Linked DNA regions of Homo sapiens: regions 2, 3 and 4 are each linked to region 1. The links are chromatin loops, found by intact Hi-C in ENCODE. Cell type or tissue: PC-3. All regions are shown on one strand. Each heading gives the region's core, and the rest is flanking DNA. Links, peaks and the distances in the headings are about the cores only.

Region 1 (7,621 bases), core at 4,479-6,978:
GAAGCCAGAGAGACAGTGAGGAACAGTTGTCGTCATTCAGGAAGAAGAATATTATTAGCAATAATATTCATGGTAATATTATTAGTGATAATATGAGCAGCTGGTGAAGGAGTAAACGCTTTAGCTGGACACTGGATGAAGCGCTTGTGTGCTTTCATCTCAACCTCCCATCTGCTCACGAGGCAGCACTTACTGCCCCACTGTCTTAGTGGCTTGAAACAACAAACAACAAGAACATGGTTCTGAAAGTCAGAAGTCCAAAGTGGGTCTCATGGAGCTAAAATCAGGATGTTGGCAGGGCTGTGCTCCTTCTAGAGATTCTAGGGGAGAATCCATTTTCTTGCCTTTTTCCAGCTTTTTAGAGGCTGCCTGCATTCCTTGGCTCGTGCCCCCTTCTCCATCTTCAAAGTCAGCGATGGTGGGTTGAGTCCTTCTCCCCCATCACAACCATTCAGCCCCCTCTTCTATCACATCTCCTTCTGCCTCTCTCTTTTGTCTCCCCCTTTGCTTTTGAAGACCCTGCGATTACATCCATCTGGCCCGCCTGGCTAATCCAGGATAATCTGTCTATCTCAAGAGTATGACTCAATCACATCTGCAAAGTCTCCTTTGCCATGTAGGGTAAATTTTCACCAGTTCCAGGGATTAGGATGTGGACATCTTTGGAGCCATTATTCAGTTCACCACACTCCTGGTTATAGAGGCAGAGCCTGTGCCCCCATGAGATGCAGTGTGCCCCAAGGTCGTGGGGGCTTCAGGTGACAGAGCTGGGCTGGGAGCCAGGGTGTCAGTCCTCAGAGGTGGCTGCTCCCAGAAAAAGCCCCTGCTCCCCACCTGGGCTTGGTGCTGAAGCGTTTGGAGGAGGGAAAGGACATGGCTGCCACAGGCATTCAGACTTCTGTCCCAGTCACTGTTTTGGCAGAATGAGCCAGTCTGGACAGAGGCCCTCAGAGACAAACCTTCTAGATGATTTTATCTCATTGTTTCTGACAAGCCCCTTTTAGGTTGGTTTATAATAAACATCTTGTACCCACAGTGCCATCTTAGCCAAAGGCTCTCTGTGTCACCTGAGATAGGGACTCAAAGGGCAGCCTTGAGGGTACTGCCTGAGGCCAGGCTGGGAGAGGTGGGGTAGCCTGCAGATAAGATGGAGAATTCCCAGGCCTTGCCCCTCTTCTTGGAGAAAGATGATTTTTGGTGTACAGAAATACCGAGAGGTGCATGTGTGCATGTGCACTAGAAGCTAGAGAGATACTAAATACACTATTGAGCCACTAAAACACTTTCTGCTGACCTCCAGATGGACTGTACTACCAGCAGACCTCGTTAATCTTCATTGCCGTAGGCGATGGGGATAGTGACATTACAGCTACCACTTTCTGAGGGCTTATGACATGCCAGAGACTCAGAGAAAGTTGTTAAGAAGCAAAAGATGGATTTTAAGAACATAGCCTCCAGATCCAGGTGGCCTGCATTCAAACCCCAGTTCCTGCAATTCCACGATTGGGTATTTATCCAGAGGAACGGAAATCAGCATGTCGAAGAGAGATCTGTGCTCCCCCGGTTCATTGTAGCACTCTTCACAATAGCCAAGATATGGAATCAACTCGAATCCATCAACAGATGAATGGATCAAGAAAATGTGGCATATAAATGCGGCGGAGTATTATTCAGCCTTAAAAAAAGAAGGAAATCCTATCGTGTGTGACAACATGAATGAACCTAGAGGACATTATGCTAAGTGAAAAAAGGCAGGCATAAAAAGACAAATACCAGCCAGGGGCAGTGGCTCAGGCCTGTAATCCCAGCACTTTGGGAGGCCGAGATGGGGGCATCACCTGAGGTCAGGAGTTCAAGACCAGCCTGGCCAACATGGTGAAACCCCATCTCTACTAAAAATATAAAAATTAGCCAGGCGTGGTGGTAGGCACCTGTAATCCCAGCTACTCAGGAGGCTGAGACAAGAGAATTACTTGAACCCGGGAGGCAGAGGTTGCAGTGAGCTGAGATGGCGCCACTGCACTCCAGCCTGGGTGACACAGTGAGACTCCATCTCAAAATAAATATATTAATTAAAAGACAAATACCACATGATCTCACTTATATGTGGAATCTAAAAAAGTCAGTCATAGAAATTGAGTAGAATGGTGGTTACCAGAGGCTGGGGAGTATGGGGAGTGGAGAGACTTTGATCAAAGGCCACAGAACTTCATTTAGACAGGAGGAATAAGTTCAAGAGATCTATTGAACATCATGGTGATTATAATCAATAACAATAGGTTATATACTTGAAAATTGCTGAGGGAGTAGATTTTAAGTGTTCTCACCGCACACAAAAAAATGTGAGATAAATACAATAGCTTGATTTAGCCATTCCATATGTATACATATATCAAAACATCATGTGCTACACAATAAATATGTACAATTTTTACACGTTAAATTCATCCCCGCTCTACTTAACCCCTGAGCCTCAATTTTGTCATCTATAAAATGAGATTGATACCATGCTTCATTAAATCATTGAAGATACCTTCAATTAGAATATTCACCATTTAGGCTGGGTGCAGCGGCTCATGTCTGTAATCCCAGCACTTTGGGAGACTGAGACAGGAGGATCACTTTAGCCCAGGAGTTTGAGACCAGCCCGGACAACATAGTGAGACCCCATCTCAAAGAAAAGAATATTCACCATTTATTTTATGGGCTACAAAGAAAGAAATGTAGTGCCAATGAAACTATGATCTGTCAATGATTGCAGGACACATTCTGATTTTAGAGATGTGCATCTTTGGAATCAACGAGATACAGCAAGAATACCCACTTTGTAAGACTCTTATCCTTAGGCTAGTGTCTGGCACATAGAATGTGCCCAGGACATGTCAGCCTGTATTGTTTCTGCTGTGCCCATTTTACAGACATGGAAACTGAGGTTGAAGTCATTTCTGAAGGTCACCCAGCAAGTAGTGAATGCTGGAGTCGGGATTTGGACTCAGTTTGTGCTCCTCTGTTCCCTTAGCTGTGATATCTAATTAATGGCTCAAGAATCATGTCTGATAACTGGGCACCCACACAGTGGAGGAGAAGATAGGAAGAAGATCGGGAATGGGTTCCCATCAAGGCTATGCATCCACGAGCTGGTCCTCTAGGTGTCCATATCCTCACCCATAAAATAGATATAATAGGGTTTGCTATTATATATATAGGGGTTGCAGCATTGCTAGAAGGAATCATGGAGGTGATATAGGTCCTAAGCACATACTCAGTAAACTTTCATCCTCTTCTCCCTTCCTTTCCCCACATCCCACACTGCGAGTGGCTTTTAGGCCACCATTATTAGTCATGAGGAATTCCAAGCTCAGAGCAGTTGCTGTGGACACTTGGACTGACTTGCCGGGGCCGCCCTAGCCTCAGTCATCCTGGACATCTGCCTGAGGCCTGCTCATCTTTAAAGCTCAGCTTTCATCTTGAACTTGTCTCCAGCTTTGTTCCTGATAAACATCCAGGTGGGCACAGCCAGGCCTGGAGCCCCAAATTCCTCTGTAGACATTGCCCATCTGCAAATACTCTTCACTGGGTAAAGACTTTAGAAAAGGATACCTTGGGTATCAGTGCCGCTTTACATTTTTTACAGATTTCAACGCCATACATTAATTATATTAATTGTTAATTCTTTCCCTGCTTACTTTTTTTTTTTTTTTTTTTGAGACAGGGTCTCACTCTGTGTCACCCAGGCTGGATTGTGGTGGTGTAATCTCCATGCACTGCAGCCTCTGCCTCCTGGACTCAAGAGATCCTCCCTCCTCAGCCTCCCAAATAGCTGGGACTACAGGCATGTGCCACTACACACAGCTAGTTTTTTTGTGTATCCTTTGTAGAATTGGGGTCTTGCCATGTTGCCCAGGCTCTGACTTTTTAAAACATTTTTTGGAAGGATAACGTACCTTCAAAATTATCCAGATCATAAAAGAACAGCCCAATGAGTTTCCACTAAGTATGTATCCATGTAACCAGCGCCCAAATCAAAACACAGAACACTGCCTTCCCCCAGCCCCCTAATAATGCTCCTTCCAGCACCCCCGCCCACCACACACACACACACACAAGGGCCATCACTGTGCCGACTTTCAGCATGTAGGTCAGTTTCATTTGCTTATGCACTTTATATAAATGGAGTAGTCTTGGGTGTCAGGCTTCCTTCACTCAACATTATGTTGGTGAGCTTTATCCATGCTTTTTGCAGTTAGCAGTAGCTTGGTTATTTTTATATAGTACAGCATGAACATATTTTGTTATAAGTATATATCATATTTTATCCACTTTTCTGTTGACGAACATTTGGGTTGCGTCTTAGTTTGGACTACCGTGACACGGTACTGCAGACTGAGTGGCTTAGAAACAACAGAAATTGAGCCTGTAGTCCCAGCTACTTGGGAGGCTGAGGCAGGAGAATCACTTGAACCCAGGAGTCAGAGGTTGCAGTGAGCCAACATTGCGCCACTGCACTCCAGCCTGGATGACAGAGCGAGACTCTATCTCAAAAAAAAAAAAAAGAAAAAAGAAATTTATTTCTCACAGTTCCAAAGGCTGAAAAGTCAAAGATCCAGTGCTAGCATGGGCAGATTCTGGGGAGGGCCGTCTTCCAGACTTTTGACTTCTCCTTATATCCTCATATGGCAAGGAAACAGCAAGAGAACTAGCTGGAGTCCCTTTTAAAGGAGCACTAATCCCATTCATGAGGCTCCGCTCTCATGACTTAATTATCTTCCAAAGCCTCACCTCCTAATACCATCACGTTGGGATTAGGATTTCAACATACGGAATTGGGGACACAAACATTCAATCCATTGCAGGTTGGTTCTAGTTTGGGATTTCAACAGATAGGTTGCTTTAACATTCTAGTGCATGTGTAGGGGTGAATATGAGAATTCATATCTGTTGGGTACTTACTTAGAGGAAGAATCGCTGGTTGTGGATTTGTATTAGTCCGTTTTCACGCTGCTAATAAAGACCTACCGGAGACTGGGTAATTTATAAAGGAAAGAGGTTTTATGGACTCACAGTTCCACATGGCTGGAGAGGCCTCACAATTATGATGGGAGGCAAAGGGGAAACAAAGGCACGTCTTACATGGTGGCAAGCAAGAGCGCTTGTGCAGGGGAACTCCCCTTTATAAAACCATCAGATCTCATGAGACTTATTCAATACCAGGAGAACAGTATGGGGGAAACTGCCCCCATAATTCAATTATCTCCACCTGGCCCTGATCTTGACACTTGGGGATTATTACAATTCAAGGTGAGATTTGGGTGGGGACACAGCCAAACCATATCAGGGTTATTTGTATGTATATTTCACTTTAGTAGCTGTGCCAAACTGGTGCGGTAGTTTCTCCAGAAGCTCTTGAGGTCATACGGGAGTGAGAGAAGCAAAGACTTCAGCAGCTGCTGAAGGGAAAGAGGTTGTAAGGAGGGAAAGAAGACAAGGCGTGGAAATCTGAAGCTTGAGACTTTCCTGCAGTTACCCTGAGCAGGAGAGTCCAGGGAGTCTTGGAGCCTGTTGGCGGTGATTTGCTCTGCGGTCTGCAGTGGGGAGGGTATTTTCTGGGATCTGGCCTGTGATGAGTGTAGGTGGCTGTTCAGGAACTAAGTACCCAGGGGAGGGACTCTGCCCACAGTCTCAAATATTGAAATGTCAACATGGAGTAATTGGCTGCTCTGCCCACCCTTCCTCCACCTCTGCTCCAGCAGCCACAGCAAATGCCCTGCCTGGGACAGCAACCTGGGGGATGCAGGGTCAGCCCTGACTCATTCTGGGCTGCCTCCTGCCAACTGGCTGGGTGACCTCCTCAGACATGTGAATCAGACTTTCTGTGAGTCAGCTACCCGGGGACTGTCGCCTTAAGCAGATGAAGAAAAAAATGTTAGTCAAAGATCATGGGTGGCTATCAGTGGCATTTTAGATTAGTATACGGATGGGTGGACAGATAAACAGTTGTGATATGTGTATAGATATATCACTTATATATATTTGTACAAGTGTATGTGTGTCTGTTTACTATTTTATTAATCACTTAACAACTTTTTATAATAGCCAGTGATCTCATGGAAAGTTACCATGAAATGTACTAGGCATAGAGAGGTGCCTACACCTTTACATGCCTGATTTCATGTGGTTCTCCTGACAACCCAGAAAGGCAGCAGCTGTTGGCCCCATTTTGCAGATAATAAAACTGAAGCTCAGAGAGGTTAATGCACCCACCCAAGGTCACACAGCCACTAAATGACAGATCAGGATTCTAACCCGTTAGTCCTACTCTAAGCCCCCATGCTCCTAACCACTGTGCTATACTTCCCACTGGATGCCAAGGCCTGTTTCCAACTCTTTTATCTCATTCAATCCTCGTATTCAACTACAGGGTTAAGTATTATTAGTTTCCTTTGATCGATGAGGAAACTGAGGCCCAGAGAGGTGAGGTAACCCACCTCAAGACATACAGTAAGTAAGGAGCAGAGCTGGGATTCTGAGATCCCTCTGATGCCAGCGCTCTTGCTTCAACCACAGGAAATACAATCTCAGCAAAGCCCAGTACACAACAAGGGCTCAGTAAACACCAAATGAATGAACACAATGCCAGGAGTATTTTAGCAATAACATCACAGGTTAAAAGAGGAAAATTCAAACTGTGATTTTGATGTAGATGGAAAATTAATTTTCACAGTGACGTTCTTTCTTCTTTTGGCCCACATTGGATACTCTGAGCCAGTCACGGTGCTAGGGGCTGGGAGTGCTATGATGAATCTAGAATTCATTCATTCAGTGACAGCTTGTGGGTGCCTGCTCTGTGCGTGCTGGGAATTGTGCTCACTGCGGAGGAACAGGACAGATGAGCATACAGGCAACTAAATGAGAAGGTGTTACTTTCAGTGCATAATGTCCTTTTTCATCCTGTCATTCATCTTAAACTACTGGTCCTCGAAATGAACTCAATGAGGCTGAACATAGTTTGAAAAACTCTTTATCTAGACAGGCGTCTGGTTTGGGGGTGGTATTACTGGTGTTTACACATCCCTGTCCAAACAATTGACTGCATCGTTTGCTGATGATACTTAATACACATCAGCCACCACTCTGCTGGTCTTTCATCACTGTCCTCACACACTGACTCCTGGTAAGTGCATGCAGCTGGTGTGAATGGCCAACAGAATGCTGTCTGAGTGGCGTCTGAGGACCCAGAAGTTTTTGATTTATGTGCTGCTTTCCACCTGTGAGCCTCTGGGATGGATTGGACATGGCAAACCCATTTCTGGACTAGGCTAGATTCTGTGGGTGTCCTTGTCGGTCAGCCACATTGGCCAAGTTTCTAAAGAATCTGCAAGAACTTCCTCCCAGATCTCCATCCCAGAACCAGATCTGAAGTCCAGTCCCAGACTTATTATCTCATAAGCACAATAGTGGCATGTCCACGTGTCTATGCCATCATTTGTCACTTGTAGTAACTGTTGTGGGTCACCTTCTTCTGAACGACTGCCATTAATTTATCTTGTCCTTTTGCTTTTCAGCCTCTGTAAGGGACGGACGCTCTATTCCGTTGTGAGGGATGCCAAAATCGTTTTGGATG
Region 2 (7,621 bases), core at 3,181-5,680, 350 kb before region 1:
GGTTCCACTCCCAGAGTTCCTGCTTCAGCCAGTCCGGGGCAGTGCCCAGAAATCTGCATTAACAAGTTCCCAGGCGACGCTGGTGCTGCTGGTTTGGGGAACACGCTTTGAGAACCCCTGTGTTGGAATTCTCCCTGCATCTGGCTCAGAGTTGGAATGCAAGAAGTAGTCACGGAGTGACTGAGTGAATGCTAGTGGTTGATGATAACAGCAGCGACAAATATTGATTGAGTTCTTACTGGGCCAAGTCACGCAGCACCTGCTCATTTAATTCTTCAACAACCTCATGAGGTCCGTAGGATTATTATTCCTATTTTCTGGTAAGAAAACTGAGGCTCAGAAAGGTAGAGCCCTTGCCTGGGAGGGGGGTGGTGGTCACACAGCAACTAAGTGTCAGAGGCGGGGTTTGAACTCATTTCTGTCTGACTCCTGTTAAGCGGAGGCTTCCCACATAAAAAAGTGGTGGGAATGAATGGCTTTCTCCTTAACTCTGAGTGGTCCCTGTGTTTCCATTTGCTCAGCTTGAGGGAGCAACCCTTTGGGGCTTTTGTAGCAGCTTACACTGGAACTGAGATAAAAAGAAATTATTTAAAGGCTGCATGTAAATATCAAATAATATTGCACATTTGCAGAGCACCTTCAGTTTTAGGAAGCACCTGCATGCAGGTGATCTTGTTTTAGCCTCGCAACCATATGAGTGGTGGGCAGATTAGGCTGCACGCCCAGTTTCACAGATGGGAACATTCCCAGCAGATTTGACTCTCCATCAGTATCTCTGTCCTTCCCAGCCACGGTCCTGAGGGAGGATGGGAGGCTTCTGTGGGCGCATGATTATGTTTGAAACTTGCAGGGAACATGCAGGGGGAAGGCAGAAAGGGCAAGGAGGATGAAAATATTTGTTATTATTTGGAGCAAAATTATTCTTGCCTTCCTTTAAAATATGCTGAGGGGAGATGGCTCCAGTTCATTATAGTCATGATTTTCACTCAGGTGGCTTTTTGCTTTCTCTAATTATTTCCCTGATTACCAACTTATACACTCGTGTGAGAAGTACCCAAGCTATTGTTTGGGAGAGAAAAAGAAAGCACCGCATTGACCATAATTTGCATCCACATTGGTATGTTACTTAGCAATTTTTTTTTTTTTTTGAGACAGAATCACTCTGTCGCCCCGGCTAGATTGCAGCGGCTTAATCTCGGCTCACTGCAACCTCTGCCTCCCAGGTTCAAGCAATTCTCCTGCCTCAGCCTCCCAAGTAGCTGGGATTACAGGCACCCACCACTATGCCCAGCTAATTTTTTGTATTTTTAGTAGAGACGGGGTTTCACCATGTTGGCCAGGTTGGTCTCAAACTCCTGACCTCGTGATTCGCCCACCTCGGCCTCCCAGAGTGTTGGGATTATAGGCGTAAGCCACCATGCCTGGCTTAGTATTTTTTAAACAGCTGCATGGGGACAGGCGTGGTGGCTTACGCCTGTAATCCCAGCACTTTGGGATGCCGAGGCAGATGGATCACTGGAGGTCAGGATTTTGAGTCCAACCTGGCCAAAATGGTGAAACCCTGTCTCCACTAAAAATATAAAATTTGGCTGGGCATGGTGGTGCATGCCAATAGTCCCAGTTACTTGAGAGGCTGAGGCAGGATAATTGTTTGAACCCAGGAGGTGGAGGCTGCAGTAAGCTGAGATCATGCCACTGCACTCCAGCCTGGGCAACAGAGCAAGATTCCATCTCAATAAATAAATAAATAGGCCAGGTGTGGTGACTCACACCTGTAATCCCAGCACTTTGGGAGGCCAAGGTGGGTGGATCACCTGGGGTCAGGAGTTCAAGAACAGCCTGGCCAACATGGTGAAACCCCATCTCTACTAAAAATACAAAAATTAGCCAGGCGTTGTGGTGCACGCCTATAGTTCCAGCTACTCAGAGCGTCGAGGCAGGAGAATGGCTTGAACCCTGGAGGCGGACGCTGCAGACAGCCAAGATTGCGCATTGCACTCTGGCCTGGGTGACAGAGGGAGACTCCATCTCAAAAAAAAAAATAAAATAAAATAAAGTAAAATAAAATAAAATGGGAAAAAAGTCTGGAAGGAAATCCACTTGGATATTTAGCATAGCTGTTCTTTGGTTAAGGGTGATGATTTTCTTTCTTTTGCCCTTCTGCATTTTCTGTCTTTCTGGGCAACAAATAAGTAGTTGTGTAACTTAAATGAGAAAGTTTGAAGGAAAAGAATCCTCCTCGAACCCTGTTTGCTTACTTTCATCTGTACTGTGATACTTTCTTCTCTGCTGCTGATGCCTGGTGGGGCAGGATGCTCTGACCTCCCAGGTTTCAATGGTTTTCTCACTGATTCACCGTCCCTTTGCATCTGTTCAAAAGGAAAAACTTTCTGGGCTGCATCTTTCTAAAGTAAACCTTCCCATGGCTTAGGCAACTCCTGACCACTGCGGGGAGGATTTCCTTGATTGCACCTGTGTCGATCTTCGGCCATAGTCATTGGGCAGTTATCTTGTAGTTGCTTTGATATCTAAATCTCCCATATTAGACTGGAAATTCCTAGATAGCAAGAGCCATCTTTTAATAAACAAAATAATAACGATAAAATATTAAAAACATACTGAGTGTCAGGCGGTGTTCTGAGCTGATTTTGAGGGTTATTTCACTTAATCGTCAGATATCCCCATGAGACAGGGACTTTTGTATTCCCCAGTTTTCAGATAAGAGAATGAAGGCACAGAGGGGTGAACCATGGTACCCAACCAAGGTCACATGGCCAGTAAATTGCGGGGTACCAGCACTTGAGCTCGGGCTGATTCCAGACCGTACACTCTAAACGCAGCACTTTGTTCATTTCCTACAAACTACTTAGCATGGTTGCAAAAGTATCATTGAATGAATTAACGAACAAATGAACTGTCATAATCTAATCACAGAAATTATGTCCTTGGAGGGGAAGGTTGAAGCCTTTATAATTTGCCCTAGGGGAGAGAAGTGAAGCCAAAGCACTTTCTGTCTGTGTATCAGGAATGAGATCGTGTGGGAGGGATAGTGATCAGATAATGAGAGATTTTCTCTCTAAAACAGGGGTTGACCAAGTATAGCCCACGGGCCAAAGTCAGCCCTCCACCTGCTTTTGTAAATAAAGTTTTATTGGAACACTGCCATACCTATTTGTTTCCACTTTGTCTATGGCTGTTTTCACGCTGCAACATCAGAATTGTGTAGTGTGACAGAGACCGTATGGCCCACAAAACCTGAAATATTTACTGTCAAGCTTTTTAGAGAAAATGTTTGCTAACCCTTTTTGTAAAAGACCAAGCTAGAAATAGTGAGTGTCAATTAAAACAAATACATACATGTCTAAGTCAGGGGAGATTTTGGTCTGATGTAAAGAAGAACTTCCTTTTGGAGGAGGGCAATAAATACATGAAGAGGCTGGGGAGGCATTGACTGTGGAGAACTCTGTAGTGGGGGTGAATGAATATTTGCACAAGTGGTACAACATTTATAGGGGGCTGTAATTGATCAAGAACTTCCTATAGTAAGTGCTCAGGGGAAGGCAGGAAGGAGGCACACGCCCAGAGAGGGTGAGATGCCTAGGGTCACACAGCTAGTACCTGGTAGAGCTTGTGCTCAAACCCACATCAGTTTCACCCAAAACTTTCATTATACATGGTCCTGACTGGGCATGGTGGCTCACACCTGTAATCCCAGCACTTTGGGAGGCTGAGGTGGGCAGATCACAAGGTCAGGAGTTCGAGACCAGTCTGGCTAACACAGTGAAACCCCATCTCTACTAAAAATACAAAAAATTAGCTGGGTGTGGTGGTGTGCGCCTGTAATCCCAGCTACTTGGGAGGCTGAGGCAGGAGAATTGCGTGAATCTGGGAGGCAGAGGTTACAGTGAGCTGAGATTGTGCCATTGCATTCCAGCCCGGGTGACAGTGCGAGACTCCGTCTCAAAAACCCAACCCAAAACGTTATGCATGGTCCATTGTGCTGACTTTTGGGGTCTGTTCTGCATCAGACTGAGTTCTTTGGGGAGTGGGGACCACATCTCGTTGTCTTTGGAGTGCTGTACACAGATGCTGTCTGGATAGTACTCTCTGAAGGTCACTCCTATATAGGAGTCTGTGGCTTTCTTTGGGTGAGTGTGACCACCATCCTGATGGGATTCAGAAATGTGGGGTTGCCCTACACTCCGAATTTCCCCCACTGACTTCACTCTTCAAACAGGAAACCTTAAATGGTCCTCCTTTCCCCACACAGAGAACCTGTTGCTTTGAGTTGGGAGGGTGGGAGACGGTACTTCCCTACCCCCAACATCAGCCCTGTCCTTGGGAACAGAGCTCAGTTTAGCTTCATCATCTGATCATTTTCTTTCTTTAGCGCCTTTGTTTCTTTCCTTCTCTATCTGGTACTTTGTGGAGGAGAAATGAGGCAGACCAGCTTTGTAACCGGATACCAGGATGCTCTCAGTGGCTCGGGCTGACAGATTTTTCAAGCTCCACTTGTAAAGACCTTGTGCCATCATGATCACGTAGGGTGGAGGAACTGAGCGTCAGGGCTGCATTGTTGCTTTCAATCCTAGGCTCCTTGCTTGAAAAAGTTAGGGGCACGTAGCTGCTTGGCCGTAGACACTGGGATGCCTTTTCCTCCCAGTGTTTTCTTGGACACCATACGACCAGGGCCACCTCTTGATGGCGCAGTGTCATGTTTGGCCACCAGGAGGCGCTGCCCGATAAGCTTCCTTTAGCGGAGACGTCAAAATTGTCTTGAAATCGGTGCACAAGATGCATAGTAATGTAGAAACTGGCAGGAACCTCGGTCTGATCATCTCAACTTTTAAGTAAGGAAAAACTGAGTCTGAGAGAGGAGGAGGGCTTGACCCAGCTACAGCAGGGACTAATGCTGGCTTAATTCTGTTTCACAGACCGAGCTTTCTCGGCAGGCAGGCTGGAAGCCAGGGGAGACCCTGGGTTTCTTTCCCGGCTGGCCCCTAGTGAACGGCAGAGGCATCTATCAGAGCAGCCTACTCCGACGGGGCCTTGCTGCCACTCACCTTCCTTCCGCATTCATGTCATGATGCTCTTGCGTTGGTCTCCCTGCCACACTGCAAGACCAATTAAGAGGAGAAAATGAACTGTAAAGAAGGAACATTGAAATGCAGCCTCCAAATAATAACTAGTGGAGATGCAAAGGGAGCTCCGAAGCGACAGAAAAAACTCTAGGCAGTGGCTTCATTCCCTTGGGAGACATCTGGAAAGAGCTTGGGGCCCGGCCTGGGGCACCCCCAGCTGCATGGGAGCCCTCCCGAGAGGCTGTCTAAAGAATGGCTACGATGAGAAGTGGCTGGACTTGCTTCAGTTGAAATCAGTGTTCTGGTGCTTGCCACATTCCCTGCAGTGGGGTGCACTGATAAAAAAGACACGGGCCACAGTTGGCAAGGGGCTGGGCCTCCCGGCTGCGTCATTCAGCTGCCCTGGTTGGTTTGTGGCACAGTCAGGAAGGCATATGAGTCCTGAGCCTGGGATGTGAGTCCTGCCTGGGCCACGGGTCCAGCCTCTTCCCTATCGGAACCTCTGTCTTTGAAACAGGCATCATGATAGCGAGTCTTTTAGTGTTGTGATGTTTAAGGGAGGTGATGTGTGCTTTTGCCTCTGTCTGGGACAACCTCTCCATCTGAGCGGGACTTTGCTGTGCTCCTTTTGGCTGGGGTGAATTGGGAATCATACAACCCAAAGAGAATGGTGAAGTGAAAGGTTTCTCTCCATTTCCTAATAAGTACGGTGTTGGCATTGCCTGTTCTGCCTCCAGTATCTTTCTGGAAGGTAGATTCCACAGGAACTGAATGGTCTCGGGGCCCCAGAGCTGTTGAAGTCCACTCCATGATGGGTACCGACAGTTGAGGGTGTTGCCTGTGACTTCCATCAGGCCCTAAACTTGACGATGCTACTGCCCTGTGGATGGAAGACAGTGTTCTGACCCCTTTTAGTACTTTGGAGCAGAAAAAAGTTAGCACCCAATCGCAATCTTCTTTTAACATATTTGGGAGGTTGGGAAAAGTTTCCCAATAGTCTTTTATGGAAATATTTTTACTCCCCAAGAGTGGGCAAGTTTCTAGACTAAAGGGATTTTCTGTAGGGGGTTGTCAGTTTACGGAGGGTACTTCCTAACTGCAGACTGTCTGGAGGCTGTAGGGTAGGCGGCCTTGCTTAACAACAGTGCTCATCGTTAATCCTCTCTGATGTCAGTCATTACATCTCAGGTCCCAAGTAGGAGGTTTTCTTGGTGGTCTCCAATTACAGCACAAAAAGGGCTAGCCCCTAGGGTTTCTCAACCTTGGCACTGTTGACATTTGGGGCTGGAAAATTGTGGTGGGGACTGTCCCATGCCTTGGAAGATGTTTAACAGCATCCCTGGCCTCTACCCACTGGATGCCAGTAGCATCCAACCCCCTAGCCCCTGGTAGTGACCATCAAAAATGCCTACAGACACTGTCAAATGTCCCCTGCGGCAAAATCACTCTGGGCTGAGAGCCACTGGCTTGACTGATCCTAAGCGCTCCAGGAACATAGCCGCTTTGGTTCTAAGGAGGAGGATAATGATTATGACGACACTGACGACAACTTCTGTATTCTGAGGCCAGATGAAAGCCAGGAGCTTTTGTGAACACTGAGGTTCTGTAAAGCACAGAAAACCATAACTGAGTTGGGGTTTGGCTTATCATGCCCAGAGCATGGTTTTCCCAGGGGTCTTTAGTCCAATTAACAGGAACCAGATGAAAGCGAGGAACCGTGATATACCACCCTCCCTCCAACTCGCCATGCACACACATACATGCACCATCTCTCCCTGTCTCCCCAGGGACCTTGTTAAAACTTCCATCAGTTTTGCAGATAAACAGCTCCTGATCACCCATGAAAGGGGGCAACAGCAGACGGAGCTCAGGGCTGGAGGCAGGATGCTTCGGTTCTGGCTCTGCCCCTGACTTCTCTGGTTATGGGAGCCTGGGTCAGCCACATGGCCTCACTGAGCCTGGTGTCTTGGTCTGCCAAATGCCTGAGGACAGGATGGATGGCCCATAAGCCCCTTTTTCCCTGGACTCTGTGTCTCGGGTTCGATTTTCATGCCCAGCCAGTGAGCTGCCAGCAGAAACTGCATCCCTGCCCTCGAAGACGGCTCTCTGGTTTACCCGCACAGCTTCTAACTGTTGTTACTATTACTGCATTGATCCCTATATCCACTCAGTGACACCTTTTTTGGATTCTTTGAACATAAAAAAATTAATTCCCACCTTTGCATTTGTTTCTTCTGCCTGCAATACTGTTTCTGTGAGCCAGCTCCTTTTCATTATTTGGGTCTCAGCTCAAATGCTGTAGGAAGTACTCAGTGCATGGTATTAGTGTGATTATCATATATTACTATTAGTATGATTCTCATTGCTCTTCTCAGGCTGGGGAAGCACAGGGGCTGGGAAGCCCAGAGGAGGAGCCTCACCGCAGCCCGAGCAAGGTCAGGGGAAGTTTTCTAGGAGAATAAACCCCTCCATTGAGTTCAAAGGCTATGTTTGGGCTTCTCCTGTTGCCTCCTGGGTTGATTATTTTATTTTATTGCCTA
Region 3 (7,621 bases), core at 2,815-5,314, 100 kb before region 1:
AAGTTGGGGGGAAAGCGATTTTGAGGGTGAGTATGTGAATATTAGAATAAATACATTAATATATCTTCACTAGATCCTGAAGGTTTTTCTAGTTTAGTATAACCTTTTTTTTTTCGAGACAGAATCTCACTCTGTTGCCCAGGCTGGAGTCCAGTGGCACAATCTCAGCTCACTGCAACCTCCACCTCCTGAGTTCCAGCGATTCTCATGCCTCAGCCTCCCAAGTAGCTGGGATTACAGGCATGAGCCACCACACCCTCCTAACTTTTGTATTCTTTTTTTAGTAGAGATGGAGTTTTGCCATGTTGGCGAGGCTGGTCTTGAACTCCTGACCTCAAGTGATCCGCTCACCTCTGCCTCCCAAAGTGCTGGGATTACGGACGTGAGCCACTGCATCATTTTTTTTTTTTTTAAGCAGGGGTGGGACCAGGTGGAATGGGTGATGGAGGAGAGTGATGGTGACAACTTTCCTGTGATGTTGTCCCTCACATCCTCTCCAATGTCCTACCTCTAGCCGCCACATACCAGCCCTTCATCTGCTTTGCTGCCATTGGTGCAGTGCCCTCACCACTCACTGGTCCTACCAATATCAGCTGCTACCTGGAGACACTCCTAGCAGGGCATCTCCTATCTCTATCTCATCCGTCACCACCACCACTGCCTCCAATTGTAACTTAGAGAGAAGACTCCCCCAGGTCTCAGCTATGTCGTGCCGCTTTATCAGATGCAGGGGCATTTCTTCCTCTTCTGCCTGGGATCAGCATGTTCCTTCCCCTGGAGGAAGACTCCTCCAGGTCTTCTCTCTGCTTTGATAGAGTGACAACTAGAAAATCAAATTCTTTAATCCAGACAGAAGCAGTGAGAGGAAAGAGTTAATTTTTCTTTTCCTCTGCCCCCATGAGTTGACCCAGATTTCAGAAGTTGCATGTAGAGACATTGCCCCCTCATGGACTATTCTACGAAGAGACAGTGAGGGGTTGAAAGAACACAGTCTTGGGCTATCATCTTGACTGGGCTGCTTGCATGTCCTCCTTTTCTGGCTCTTCTCTTCTGCAAAACGGGGATCAAAACAATGCACCTCACAGGGTGCTAGGATTAAGTGGGCAGTGGGGTGACACAAAGTGGTTATACGTATTTTGGCTTGGAGACTACAGACCATTTGTGTAAGGATTCCTACCATGTAAGTGGCAGAAGGGGATCTTGAATCCTGGTCTTCTGGCTCCATGGAAAAAATCTTTCTGCTGATTAGCCAAGAAAATGAGTTTCATAGCTCTAAATCAGGACTTGGCACACTTTTTCTTTAAAGGGCCAGGTAATAATTATTTTTTGTTTGGTGGACCATACTGTCTCTGTTACAACTACTCCTGTTGTCATAGACAGTGTGTCAATGAGTGGGTGTGGCTGTGTGCCAATTAAACTTTATAAAATTAGACAATGAGTTGAATTTGGCCTGAGGGTCAAGTTTGCCAACTCTGGCACTAAGTCATAGTCCGTACAGAGCTTTGTCATGTTCTAACTGATGTGTTAAATTCAAGAGGCAGAGTGATGATGACAGTGACAAAAACAATAATAACAATACTACATCAGGCACTTGGCAGAGCACTGTTCCAATTATATCACCCCACTTAATCCTCCTACCAATCTTATGAGGGAGATACAATGACCACTTTTTTTATAGGAGAAACCGAGCCTCAGAAAAGTAAGAGTACCAAGATCCCATAGCTCGTAAGTGGCAGAGCTGGTGTTTGTCACAGGTGTGCTCACGTCAAAGCCCCATGCTCTCTCTCCCACACTGCACTGGGCAAGTTGATTGCCCTTGAGGCCCTTCCTGTTCAGAAATAAAGTATGCTACTCTGTCTCCAGAGGAGGTCCACACTCAAGGTCTTGTCTCTAACTTAAACTCCACACATGCATGAATTGCATTGACCCTAATACTTGCATTCCTGCAGTGGACAGGAACTGAGGCCATAGTCTCAATAGCTTAGCCATTGCCCATTGTTTTGTCTCAATGTCATGGGAGCCCCAGGAAACTTCTCTGAAATCCCTGTATATGATCTCTTCCATCAAGAATCCTTGCTCACCCCTAGCATCTCTTATCACTGTCAGTCCCCTCTGCCTTATTTCTTCCCCGATGACATGAAACCAAAGCCCACCCTGGTCTATGCACTCACCAGTTTCAAGGGATTCCAGGGAAGCCTCCATAGCCATCAAGGGCCCCAGATGATGATGTTTGGATCTTGGGAGGTGAGTTATCATTGTTTCAGGGAGAAAATTATGTCCAACTCCATGAAGAAGCACTTGGCCCTGAAGCATCATGGAGCTGTAACCTTTAGAAACTGCACATAATTAAAATACTTTCAGATCTGATATATTTGAGTTGGATATTAAAGCAAATAGAGTTATCCTCTGCTATGTGAATGATATCATGAGCAGCTTTAGTCTAGGATTGGTTGGCGCCTTGGATAAATCAGTGGGATTTTAGCTGGTGACTGGCCTGTGACTCCAAAGAAAAGTTTAATGATCTAAGTTTTATTAGTTTCAGTTACCTTTAGGCCCAATGAATTTGCTAGTTGATTTGAATGCAACACCTCTGCTGAGTTCTCACTCAGTCTGTCATGTCCCTGGGCTGGAAGCTTAAGGGCAGTTTGGAACTTCCAGTTCCTTTGTGGTATTTCTGAGGATGAGCTCTTGGGTTCAAACCTGAGCTTTAGCACCTAAAAGGGAATTATGGAGACTAAGTGAAATAATACAACTAAATCACATAATCTAGGTCCCACTGGGTAATAGGTGCTTAATAAAAGTTAGCTATTATTTTTAATAATATTATGTGCTCAGAGGTCTTTATCTCCATGGAAACATTTAGGGTAGAGTAGCTCCTTATTTATCCAACAGGGTTTAGCGATTCAAAGACTGCAATAAACTATTTCTTGTGGTCCTTTTCAACTCTAGACTGGCATGGCTTTTAAGATAATTTTTACATTTATCTCAGAAGGGGACATGGTATGGAGCTGGATAGAAGGCTTTAATTTTATAGGAAACTGGGTTCAACTCTAGAGTTCATGATATTTGGTGAACTTTAGCTATATGACTTTGAACAATTTAGTTATCCTTACTTTCCTTATCTGTAAACTATGGATACAAACTCATAAGATTGTGTGGATTAAATGAAGACATAGCTGCAAGATACATACGGTAAATATGTCTGAGCATTGCTCTCATGCTCAGAATACTCTGTGTGCATTATCCCACTTAGTCTTCAAACAACACAATGAGGTACAGTGGGCACTGATATTTACTCACAGTTTTTGCCTGAGAACACTGAAGCTCATGGGGTTGTCACTTGCCCAAAGACACACAGCAGGTCACATCCCACATCTACCTCAATTTGCCATCTGTGAAACAGTTATAATGTGTACTTTCTTCCCTACCACACAGAGTATTTTGAGGATAAATAAGTTCAGATTTGCTCTGAGTCTGATAAAGTTATCTCTACGATCTCTCAGGGCCATGTAAGTTTCTCATTAATCGGAAAAACACCAGGTTCAGCCAGGACTTGACTATCGGTCCATTCATTTGTTCATTCATTCATTTGTCCATTAAACACACATTTAATATTCTTAGAGCAGATCCTGAGCTCAACACTTGGGGATACAGTGACAGATGAGACCCAGGCCCAAACCCCAAAAGCTCCCAGCCTAGTATCGTTTGTCCCCATAGCAGATAAATCGCAAAGAATAATTTTTTAAAACTGGCTTTGCCTTCTTCCCATGGCTACCTTTTTATCCTCCCCTGCTTGGGTTTGGGAATGCAAATCCCATGAAAATTTCTTCAGGAACTGTCCTCTAAGATCAGTCTATGCCACAGCAGATATTCCAGTGCTACAAGTTGGTAGGTTTGGGACAAAACCCTTCTTTATGGCCAAGGAAGTAAAAATACTCTGTTGGCTTCTGAAAAATAATACAGGCTGTGGGGCCAATGAGTACACCCCCTTTGCTTTTCCCAGGGACATGGAGGAGTGATGGGATGTGGATTTTTTATGAGGGGCTGTGGGTGGGATCATGATAGCTCCGGTGGGAAAGGCCTGTGCTGGGAGAATGACCTTGGGAAGGAATGGTCTTGTCAGGGTTAGAGCTGTAGCATTGGACCTGGGTAGGGGTTGGGGTGATGGAGCATTGATGCAGGGATAGGGAGGCGGGGAGGCCCTCCCTGTTTTTTCCAGTTACAGCCTGGCAGGCTATTTTCCCCTCGACCGCCAGAGGGAGCTCTTAAATGCATACTGCCCAGCACAGCGTCCTGCTGCTTCCATTCTAACGCACATCGGGGCTCCCATTGCCTTAAAACAACCCCAACGTTGGTACGGTTTCATTTTCCTCATGGACTCTTATTTCTTGGCTCATTTACTTTCTGATTTCCCCCTGTAGACTCTAAACTCGGGAAACATGGTTATCTCGTTCACCGTATCCCCTTGAAACCATGCCTGGAACAAGATAGGTGCTGTGTCAGTTTCCCATGGCTGCTGTGACAAACGGCCACCAACTCAGCGGCTGAAAACAACACAGATTTATTATCTTACAGTTCTGGAGGTCAGAAGTCCGAAATGGATGCCAATGGGATTAAGATCAGGGTGTCGGCAGAGCTGGTTCCTTCTGGAAGCTCTAGGGGAGAATCCATTCTCGCCTTTTCTAGTTATGTGCCTTGGCTGCTGTCCCCCCTCCTCCTTCAAAACCAGCAGTTGCATCCCTCTGACCTCGGCTTTCATTGTCATGTCCACTTCTCTGACCTCTGACTCTCACCCTCCTCCCTCCATCTTATAAGGGCCCTATGGTGACATTAGTTCCACCCGCGTAATCCAGGGTAACTTCTCCATCTCAAGATCCTTAACTTGATCACGTCTTCAGCATCTCTTTTTGCCAGATAAGATAACATACTCCCAGGTTCCAGGGATCAGGACGTGGGCATCTTTTGGGTGGGAGAGGAGCATTATGCTATTACATCACTTCCCAGGCCTCCTTGGTCCTTCCCAGACAGAGGTAGGTAGGAGGCCTTGGCAGTATAGGATGGGTTGAGCAGGGTGTTGGAGGGAACTCTGGACTAAAAGCATCCAGTTTGTTTCTGTCTGCAGTTTAAATCCCAACTCAGTCACTTATCAGCTCTAGACAATTGCATATTGCTTCTAAGCCTCAATATTCCCATCTGTGAAAGGGAGATGAAATTCACTTCCATTAATTGAGCCACAGCTCAATTAAAAATCCCTGTTCTGGCATTTACTTGCATTTACCTTGGGCAGTCGGGATAACTTTTTAATTTCCTTGTTGAAATGGCACTAATGATCATGGCTGATACGCTATGTGTGTGTATACTCTGTAGTGTTTGTATTAATGGGATAATATATGTCAAGGGTCTGTCTGTTTGACAGTAGTGCTTGGCACACGGTAACACAGCAGACAGCAGATTTACTATATTTTTCTTTCTTTCTTTCTTTCTTTCTTTCTTTTTCTTTCTTTTTTCTTTTCTTTCTTTCTTCTTCTTTTTTTTTTTTTCGGAGTTTGGCTCTTGTTGCCCAGGCTGGAGTGCAATGGCGCGACCTTGGCTCACTGCAACCTCTGCCTCCCAGGTTCAAGTGATTCTCCTGCCTCAGCATCCCGAGTAGCTGGGATTACCGGTGCCCGCCATATACAAAAATAATTTTTTGTATTTTTAGTAGAGACAGGGTTTCACCATGTTGGCCAAGCTGGTCTCGAACTCCTGACCTCAGGTGATCCACCTGCCTTGGCCTCCCAAAGTATTGTGATTACAGGTGTGAGTCACCGCACCCGGCCCTATTTTTCTTATTTCTTATTTTCTTCTTTCTTCTCCTCCTCTTCCTTTCCTTTATCGTCACCCATTTTTACCTGTGTCTCTGTGTATATCCTCACGTATTTTTCCCATGCCTAGCTCATCCGTCAGGGAGCTTTCAAATTCACCAGGTCAGAGCCTGATTTTTCATCAAGAAGCTGTGTGTGGTGTGGATGCTTTGTTAATGTTGGTTCCTGCTGTTGGGCCTTCTGTTTGTCCCTCTGACTGCTAAGGTGATTCCAAAGACCAGGGTTCCTGGCTTTTCCCTCTTCTGTGCAAAGCCCCTTCTGGGCAGATGCATTTCTCAGAAGACATCAACAGCAAGACCTGTGCAAGGGGAGAAGAATCCTCCCTCCTTCCACCTCTTTCTCTTTCTATGCACTAGAAATGAAAATATCTACGGAGAAATGTCTATTATTCTACTCCTGAGACCATAGGCACCAGGGATGCACAAAATTCTGCCTCTGTGTCTGCATGACTTGTTATCAGAAAATTAGAGTAGAAAAGAAGCTTTTGTTCAGCTATGGAGACATCTTAATAGGTGCTTTGATTGTTAAGCAGAAGTTTCTGTATCGGTTTAATTGCTGTAAATGTCGTTTGCCTTCTCTGTTATGATAAGGCCTGGATTTTCATATATTTTTTCCCCTTCCCTTTCAACAGTTTTCCATTGCTTTAAGGCTTGCATTGGCAAGTTTAATAAAATCCAAACGAAGAAAGCAAAGAGAGGATCTCAAAGTTCAAATCTTCTTGCCCACGTAGGAAGCTGTGTGGAGGTTATTATTGCTTGAGACTAATGATGCTGCAGCCACTTAATGCAATTGACAGAATTCACCCCTTCAACCAGATATTGGGAAATGAGACCAAACTACTAAACTTAATTACATCTATTTTTTGAAGGGAGCTGTAATTGAGAATAACTGAATAACTAGGCTATGAACCTAATAGTGAGATGTGCTTATAATAAAAGAGGATTTGTTCTCTGCTGAGTTGAGCCTCAGAAGCACCATCTGGGGGATTTTTGATGGAGAGGTGGTGATAATAAGGGAGGGAGTTGGCTAGACAAGCAGAGAAGCATCTAGATCAGGAATTCTCTACCTTGATGCTATTGACATTTTGGGATGTTTAATTCTTTATTATGGGAGTCTGCCCTGTGCATTATAAGATGTTAAACAGTATCCCTGCTCTCTCCCCACCAGATGCTGGTAACACACACACACGCACACACACACACAGACACACACAGTGTGACAACCAAAAATGTCCCCAGACATTGCCAGATATCCCCTAGGGGGAAGAGCACTCCTCTGGTTGAGAACGGGGGTGCGGGGGCTCCTGGAAGACTTTCAAACAATTGCAGAGTTATTCATTGAGAATCTGCAGGTGCCTGGCTGTGTGGCCTTTAGCAAGTCACTGCACTTCTCTGAGCTCCTTTTGTTTTCCTTTGCACAACGGGAATAATGATAGCCTGACCACACAGAGGGATAGCTTCCAGGTATAAAATGCATAGCATAATCCCTAGCACCTACTGAGTAATCAATAAACTTGATGTTTCTATTATAATAATCTTGGATTCAGCAAACATGTATTAAGTACTTTGCTTCAGGCACGATGCTTTGAGGTGGTGATGGAAAGATGAGATGTGGTTCCTGCTCTTGCAGAGGTGGAAAATGTATGTGGACCTGTTGGTACAATCTTATTCTTCACCCGTGGCAGACATTGCTAATCAGTTTCAGTGCCCTTTCCTGTTGAGCCTCAGAATCCATTTTAACACACTTCTTTGGGCAGC
Region 4 (7,621 bases), core at 3,299-5,798, 120 kb after region 1:
AATAGGGTGGCTATGAAGAATAAGGAGGATTAGCGTGGCCCATAGTAAGTGCTCAAGAAATGGTCACCATGGTGATCTTGATGAAGTGATGCTTAGCTTATTTTTTAGTTGCTACCCCATCTTCCTGTGTCCCAAGCTGCCCCCTCTTATCATTCCCTCTTCAACTTTAGCAATCATTGTGTAGCATTTAAGTGCACAGACCCTGCAGCCAGTCTTCCTGGGTTCAAATCCCGGCTCTGCCATTCATTAAGTGGGTGACAGCTAATACACTAATATATCATTCACCAAGTATGTGACAGCGAATATACCAATATATGAATATAACACTTCCCATTTGGGTGAGAGCTTAGGACCGTGCCTGGCATATAGTGAGTGCTAAAGTGCTCCTAAGTATTTATGATCATCATATTTCTTTTATCATCATCATTAATATTACCTGAAATTCTTCCTGTGAGTCAGCAAACCTTTTCTAAACACCTACTGTGTGCCAAACACTGGGTGGAGTGCTGGGGCCCAAGAGATGAAGAAAATGTGGTCTCTGCTCCAAAGAGTGCTCAGCCAGGTAGAGAAGCAGAGACAGATGAGAGTGAACACAGAGCAGTGCAGGGACAGAGGGAGGGGCAGAAGAATGCTGTTGTCCTGTCCGGAGACCTTCCCTGTGGACTCCTCACAGATGTGCCCTCCTCTGGACATTCTGCTGTCTCCCAAGTCCAGACTTCTCATTCTTCCAAAAAGCTCCCACTTTCTGCCTGACAGCATGGCTAGAGTGTTCAGTGGGTCTCTATCTTTCACCTTGACAAGCCAACTGCAAGCCCTCTGAGGCTAGGACACGATTTTCTTTTCCATGCCTGGAGTAGCCAACACACTGTGCTGAAGGAATGAAAGAGTGATGGGGAGGGAGGCTGACTAGTGTCAAGAAGTGTGAAGGATTGGAGGCTTTACCCTACATGCAAGCCAACAATTTAGCTGCCGAGTTTTATGGATGTTGGCAGAAGACATGAGATTCCTGGGTCAGAGACATAGGATTTTATTACTCACAGCAACAGTAATAACCAGGGTATCAGCATTTGTGCCAGTTCCTCAATCCCCAACACAAAGAGGATCAGGTGACATGGATTGGATTACAAGAGAGGAAACCCCATCCTGTATACTGGACAAACCTGCCCTTTTTTCCCGAGATAGTATATTTATCATCCTGGAGAGTACACATGCCTGCCCTTTGCTCTGAATTGAAACATTATTTCTGTCTTCCAAAGCTGTTCTCTATATAAGCATCTTAAAAGGATAGTCTGATAAAAAGGCAATCAGTGCCTCTGCTGGCAAGACATAGAGAAATGCAAGAGATACATAATCTCCCAACAGATATGGATGGATGGAGGGATGGATGGATGGATGGATGGATGGACGGACGGACGGACGGACGGACGGACGGACGGACGGACGGACGGACGGACGGATGGACGGACGGATGGACAGATGGATGGATGGAGGGATGGAGGGATGGATGGATAGATGGATGTATGGATGGATGGATTGGTGGATGAACTTCTGGGTTGGTGGATGGATAGACGGATGGATTGTTGGACAGACAGATGGGTTGGTGGCTCGTTGTCTGGCTGGATAAATGGATGGATGGGTGGGTGGATGGATGGATGGATGGATGGATGGATGGATGGATGGAAGAATGGATGGATGGATGGATGGATGGATGGATGGATGGATGGATGGGTCAGTGGGTGGCTGAATGGATAAGTGGGTAGATGAGTAGGAGGATGAAAAATTGTGAGGAAGTCCTTTTTAAGCTGTGTTCCTGGAAGTCCTAAGTGCTCCAGGGGCTCCCCGAAGGAGGACAGGGCAGTCAAGAATCTTGCCCCCTGCTTCATGATTCCTCAATAGCTCCCCTTTCACCTATTTTATATACTGGCTTCTGCATACAATCCCATTAGAATTTTTTTAATGCCCCAGCTAAAACAAGTTTGAAAATTATTGATATAGATAACTGATTCCCAAATTTGAAAATGCACCAGAATCACTGGAGTCTTCTCGAAATGCAGATTGCCAGGCCCCATGCCCAGGGCTGCTGATTCACTAGGTCTAGAGTGGGTTCATAAAATTTGCATTTCTAGCAAGTTCCCAGGTGATGCTGGTCTGGGGAAAACACTTTGAGAGCCACTGGTCTAGAGAAATTGTCCAATTCCTCCATGCAATTGAATTCAGTAACTGAATGCCTGGGATGTACTGGCAAACTGCTAGGCATACTAGAGAACGTCAGAATAGATTCGGACATGGCTCCTACCCCTCAAAAGGCTCCTAATCTCAAAACAGAGGCCGGACCCTCACACTAGTAATAACAGGAGGAGAAGGAGCTACCATTTGTTGTGCAGGTACTACGTGCCAAATACTGTGCTAAGGGCTTCAAATCCACTATCTCATTTAATCAGCACAATCCTATGAAGTAGGGATTATCATTTTCCCCAGTTTTGCCAGATGAGAAAGCTGAGGCTCAGAAAGGGTAATTAACTTGCCTAAGATTGCACAGCTAGGAAGTAGCAAAGCCCAGGACTGACTCCAAAGCTTTCATATCACGCCCGATCATTGCACCCTCCCCTCTTCCACACAATTAGAGAAGAGTCTAAGACAGTTTGCTCGCATGTCTGTTTGAATAAATCAAATGTCAAAGCATATGAAGCTAACAGAGCTCTAGGCTGTCAGGCTGTGGAGAAGAAAATGGGTTCTCTCATTAAGGCTTTAAAACTCAGGGTGAGGCCAGCAGGATCCCTTTCCATGGTTCTGGGCAGTGTAGGCTGCAAAGCGTCAGCACACTAGCAGGCTTGGTTGTTACGGCCTATGGACTGTGAGCTCATCTGACTTCCCCATTGGCACTGAGTGCTTCATGAGCCAGAAGCCTGCCTGGGGGTCTTGGTTGCCCCAGCCCCCTGGCATAGTGCCAGGCATGTGGACCACCAGAAAGAGGGGAAAGAGAATGATTATATGTATGCTAGAAGATGCCAGGCCAATAGCTCTCAATGAAAGCTGAATGAAGAAGCCAGATACACAGACAGATTAAAAACAGAACAGCTCTGAGTGAGCTCAGAGCTCAGCTCCCCAACCTTCCCCCTTGACCTGCATGACAGGCAGACCCCAAGACACTGCTGGAGAGCCCAAGGTGGTCCTAGAACAGAGGAAGAAGCTATGCTCCAGTCTACCACTTCTTAATTTTATACATGGTGAAGTTAAGGCCCAGAGGGAGGAGGGGACTTGCCCAAGGTCACACAGCAGATGGAGGCTAGAGTCAAATAAAGAAGTCAGATACCCTGGCCCTGGTTTGGGAGCTTTCCAGAACACTTACCTCTTCCTCTTTCAACCACCTCCCCATTATCCTCCCCTAGGGACTGGTCTCAGAATTTGCCTAATTCTTAGAAATAAGTCAACCCATGTCATCTTTTTTGCACATGTCTGTGATATGGTGGGGAGGGCAGAATTGTAAGAGATCTCTGCTTTCATCTTGAGGGGATGTCACTGGTGCTGAGAAGCTCTGTCATTGAACTCCAGTTATCTGCTGAGCAAGGGTAAGGACCCAGTCCAGCACACTGGGGTGGCCTTACCAGCTCAGGGTAGCCAACTTAGAACCAGAAGACAACCTGCCTCAGTTTCCCCTGGAGAGCTTATTAAAAATACAGCCTCTTGGGTACCACCCAAGAGCTATAGACTCCCAGTCTTTGAGGGCAGGGTCAAGGAGCTGGTGTTCCCCTTCTCAGGGAATTCTTATACATCTGAGAGTTTGGGAGTCACTATTTTACATTCTGATTAAGACCTTCTTTGCCACTCAGACAGCTCCACTAACCAGGCTGAAACCCATTTCCTTGGTCAGAGCTCCTATACTAGTGGCCCAAGTGATTTAGTTGGATGGAACGCTATTTTGGAAACATCTGAATGTGAATGTCTTTAGGAGGGGCATGTGCTCCAGTTAGCCACAGGCTCCACTACTCCCTGATGTCTCCCACCCAGCCCACTTCATGTTCCCTGGAAGTATGTACATTTGCAACACCGGTTAGCACTGGCTTCTCTCTAACAGTGCCTTCAAAATGCAAATACTTTGACCAGCCCTTCATACCCCAGTGCAATTTAGACCATCAGAACTCCAGGCTTAGAGAATTTTTGCAATGTGTTGCCTTTAATTGGGGCGAGATGACCAGGGAATTCTGTAATGAGGGTGAAGGGAATAACCGAAGGACTCAATTGAGGGTATGAAGAACAAACTTAGGACTCCTCTCAATGTTTTACTTGGTCCTCTGGTGTGCTTGCAACCCCCACCCCGTTTCCTGCCTATGCCCTCACATTCTTTTTAATGCCTTCTCTATGTGGACAGATGCTGGGAACTAGGAGATGCAGACAGTTTCTGGGGTGATCCAGCATTCTCAACCCACCCAGGTCAGCCCAGCTTAGCGGGGACCTAGGTTCTGGTCCTGAAAGCTGAATATAGGAAGCCATGGACCTACCTGGCTGGTCTCCGGGAAAACAGGAAGGCTACAGCGAAGGTTTAGCGCGCCATCTGTTGGTCATTTAGGAAACTGCATCTCTGACAAACGGTCTGCATAGAGCTTCAGGCATCTGCAAATTTGCCAGCCGGCTCTCAGGCAAGAAATTGTTTTTAACCTTTCCAAGGTCTCACACCCTTTAAAAAGCCGCTGCACACTTATGAACCTTCTACCCCAGCAAAACGCACTTGCAATTGATTTTGCATATAATTCCAGGGACTTGGCCATCTTCAGGTTAAGATCTTCTGAGACCCAGAGATGCCAAGGAGTTTCCTTGAGCTCACATTGCACATTAGTGGAAGTGCCAGGTCTGGAAAGCAGGTGTTCCAGCCACAAATCTAGTGTTTTTAATGCTCAGGCTGCCTCTTTAAGCCTTAAAGTGTTCTTCCCTCTTTATTCTCTGCCAGAGTCCTGTAAATATCTGGAGGAGTCTTTGACATGCCCAGAAACTATAATGCTCCTACCTCTCCTGGGGGTTCTGGGCTCTCAGACAACCCTGTTCGCTGTTCATTTTTCCTGGGTCCTACAGAAGCATGCCCCCGGCCACTTTAGTGACACCCACTTTGCTCTTAGGAGGCTCAGACCCTGCATCCTGAACTGGGAGTTAGGACAGGAAACTGATCTGTCACTGATAGGCTGCTGCCCCTGGATGAATTGTCAAACCTTCCTGGATCTTGGCCTCCCCAGTGTAAAACGCTAGGTTGGAGGCAGCCATCTCCAAGGGCCCTTCCTTACTCTAACTGCAGAACTGACCAATGGGTGCCATCCTTCACAACAAGCAGGTCCAAATCACTTTCCCAGCCAAATACCCAGAGACAGGGTCAAAAGCATAATTCCTTTCCAGAATCAGAAGCCCTGGGTGGACGGGGCTGCTTAAGGGAGAGAGGGGACCTACGCACCATGGGAACAGGAAGGACACAGAGGAGGCACCCCATGGGTCTTCCAACACCTCCAACGGGCCAGCAAGGCAGGACAATGAGGCAGACCAAGGGGCATTTCTTGGGGATGAAGTAGTGTGGGAAATGGTAAGTGATGGATAAAGGGATGGCTTGGTAGGTTCAAGGGCATAATGCAGAGGACTAGGTATATAGTTGGTGTCTAATAAGGGAGACATTGTCATCACATAGCTGAACCCCAGCTTAATAGTAAACTCTTCTTCTACTTATTTAAACAAACATTTGTTCGGTTTTTGGTGGGAACAGAGGTTCTCAAACTTGAGCATGCATCAGAATTACCTGGCTGGCTTGTTTAAAATGCAGATTGCAGGGCCCCACCCTGAGGGTCTAATTCAGGTGGTCTGAGGTGGGGACTTGGAATCAGCATCACTAGCAAGTTCTCAGGTGATGCTGACCTCATCATTCAGGGAACACGCTTTGAGAACCACTGCCTTGGAGTGACGGATGAGACAGACCACCCTGCCCTCATGAGGGCATTGAACAAGTAAATATCACAGAACTTGTATGTTCTGAAGAGGGACATGCAGAGTGCTTGGGGCTGCTCCCAAGTGGGGGAGTTCGCGCTAAGACTTGAAGGCCGAGTAGAGCCAGCCCAGGAAGAGGGATGAAAATTTTGTGAAACACTTACTTAGAATGTGCCAGGCTCTCTCTCATATCGTTCATCTGCTCCTCCCAGTCAATGTCAGGAAGGTAGGATTAACGCCCATTTTACAGATGAGGAAGGTGAGGCTGAGAGAGAGAAATAACTGGCCCCAGAACTCATGGCAAGAAAGAAGCCCAGGTCTGTTTGTGCACAGGACACCTACCAGCAGCCACATCCCCTCTGCTGCACCCCCAGGAACCCCCTTCTTCCCAGGGGAGCTGCCACCTGGACACAGCTGCCGGACCCGGCCAGCCACACTCTGTCCATTTCCGCCCCCTGAAGCGCTTCAAGTGTTTTCACTGCTGGGTGAATTCAGCAGATGCCTTTCGATCACAGCCTATTAAATTAGCCCCTCTCTGCAGCCAAAAGAAGATAATTATGTTTTCATTAGCCCTGGATAATGTATTACCCCCTCAGTGACAGCCACGTCAGTGAGGCCAGCCTCCTCCCTTCCTCCTCCTGCCCAGGGCTCCGCCAGAGCACTCCACTCCCCTGGGGTCCACCTCTGCACTGAGGGGTGGGCACCAGTGAGGGTCCAGAGTGGCTGGGAGGCTGGGGGGGAAGGGACACCCTTTACACCCATCCACCATCCATGCAGGGGTTGAGGGGTGTGGTCCTGAGAGAAGGACCAAGAATAATTGTTATCACGGTGACCATTTATGAAGTGCCTGCCCTACGCTGATGCCTGGATGGGTCTCAGCTGGTTTGATCTTCCAATAGCTCGAGAGAAGGGTGGCACAACCCTCATCTCCCCCTGAACCCCAGAGAGGTCCTGGTGGAATCAGGTTATTGTGACAGCCCAGAGCAGCTTCCAAGGCACTACACCCAAGGGGCATTTTGGGGACTGTCCCAAGGCCACCTGGTTGATGGTAAAAGTCTCTTCCCTCCACTTGCTGGGGATCTCTGGAGACACTGTCCGTACTCATGTGGTAGGGGTCCCCAAACACCAGGAGCCACTCTCCCCAAACCCTAGACACTCCCCAGATGGCTCTGACATCCTCCCTCTCCCTCTTTCTCCACAAGACAGCGGCGAGGAGGCAGGAAAAGCTCCACTTTGGGGTCCCGAGTTCTAATATCTGCTTTACCACAGATTACCTGGGTGACCTGGAGCAAGTCACTTTGCCTCCAGAGCCTCTATTTTCTCCCTCTGTAAAATGGGAATAAGAAAGGGAGTCATTTCTTACCATTTTTATGATGGTTCAGTGAGTTATACCTATTAAATGCGTGGCTCAAAACCAGCAAAATGGGAAGTGCTCAACAGAAGATGGCCATTGTTCTCTTTACTACCGCAACTAGTGTTGTCCATAGTTCCCGTTAATCCTGGGGAAACCACCAGAGGGAGGGAAGGGAAGTATCTGGCTCTGTCTGTCACTGTCCGTCTTTCTCTGTATCTCTGTCTCTCTTTCCTGTCTCTGCCATTCTCTCTCTGCCAATCTCTCTCTCTCTCTGCCAATCTCTCTGCCAATCTACCAATCTCTCTCTGC

The links. Hi-C counts contacts between places; a loop is a spot of excess contacts. Peaks named below come from ENCODE experiments on the same cell type or tissue, not always from the same donor. Only the 100,000 strongest peaks of a DNase experiment are listed, where the experiment ranks them.
Region 2: a loop joins it to region 1, with 4 times the contacts of the local background. A loop is called at or near these places in 2 of 110 quality-filtered maps.
Region 3: a loop joins it to region 1, with 10 times the contacts of the local background. A loop is called at or near these places in 2 of 110 quality-filtered maps.
Region 4: it touches region 1 in a loop (2.4-fold over the local background); 3 of 110 quality-filtered maps call a loop at or near these places.

Annotation. Positions count from the first base shown.
Region 1 is chr12:117,485,633-117,493,253 of GRCh38, reverse strand. It overlaps KSR2 (kinase suppressor of ras 2), which reads left to right. Exons shown (of 20, transcript NM_173598.6): 15 at 7,563-7,621. Among named protein-coding and RNA genes, the nearest start is that of NOS1, 130 kb to the right of the region's middle. In PC-3, for the core only: no CTCF peak of the experiment used is centred there; a DNase peak (open chromatin) is centred at 5,793; H3K27ac peaks cover 1,866 bases.
Region 2 is chr12:117,834,527-117,842,147 of GRCh38, reverse strand. All of the region lies in intron 3 of KSR2 (kinase suppressor of ras 2), which reads left to right. The region is part of intron 2 of LOC105370011 (a long non-coding RNA gene); the gene reads right to left. Among named protein-coding and RNA genes, the nearest start is that of KSR2, 130 kb to the left of the region's middle. RefSeq lists an enhancer at 5,384-5,929. In PC-3, for the core only: CTCF peaks have their summits at 4,519 and 4,722 (motif pointing right); a DNase peak (open chromatin) is centred at 4,747.
Region 3 is chr12:117,584,503-117,592,123 of GRCh38, reverse strand. All of the region lies in intron 5 of KSR2 (kinase suppressor of ras 2), which reads left to right. Among named protein-coding and RNA genes, the nearest start is that of NOS1, 230 kb to the right of the region's middle. In PC-3, for the core only: CTCF peaks have their summits at 4,059 and 4,263 (motif pointing right); a DNase peak (open chromatin) is centred at 4,253.
Region 4 is chr12:117,364,144-117,371,764 of GRCh38, reverse strand. No RefSeq gene overlaps it. Among named protein-coding and RNA genes, the nearest start is that of NOS1, 6.3 kb to the right of the region's middle. In PC-3, for the core only: a CTCF peak has its summit at 4,557 (motif pointing left); a DNase peak (open chromatin) is centred at 4,554; H3K27me3 peaks cover 14 bases.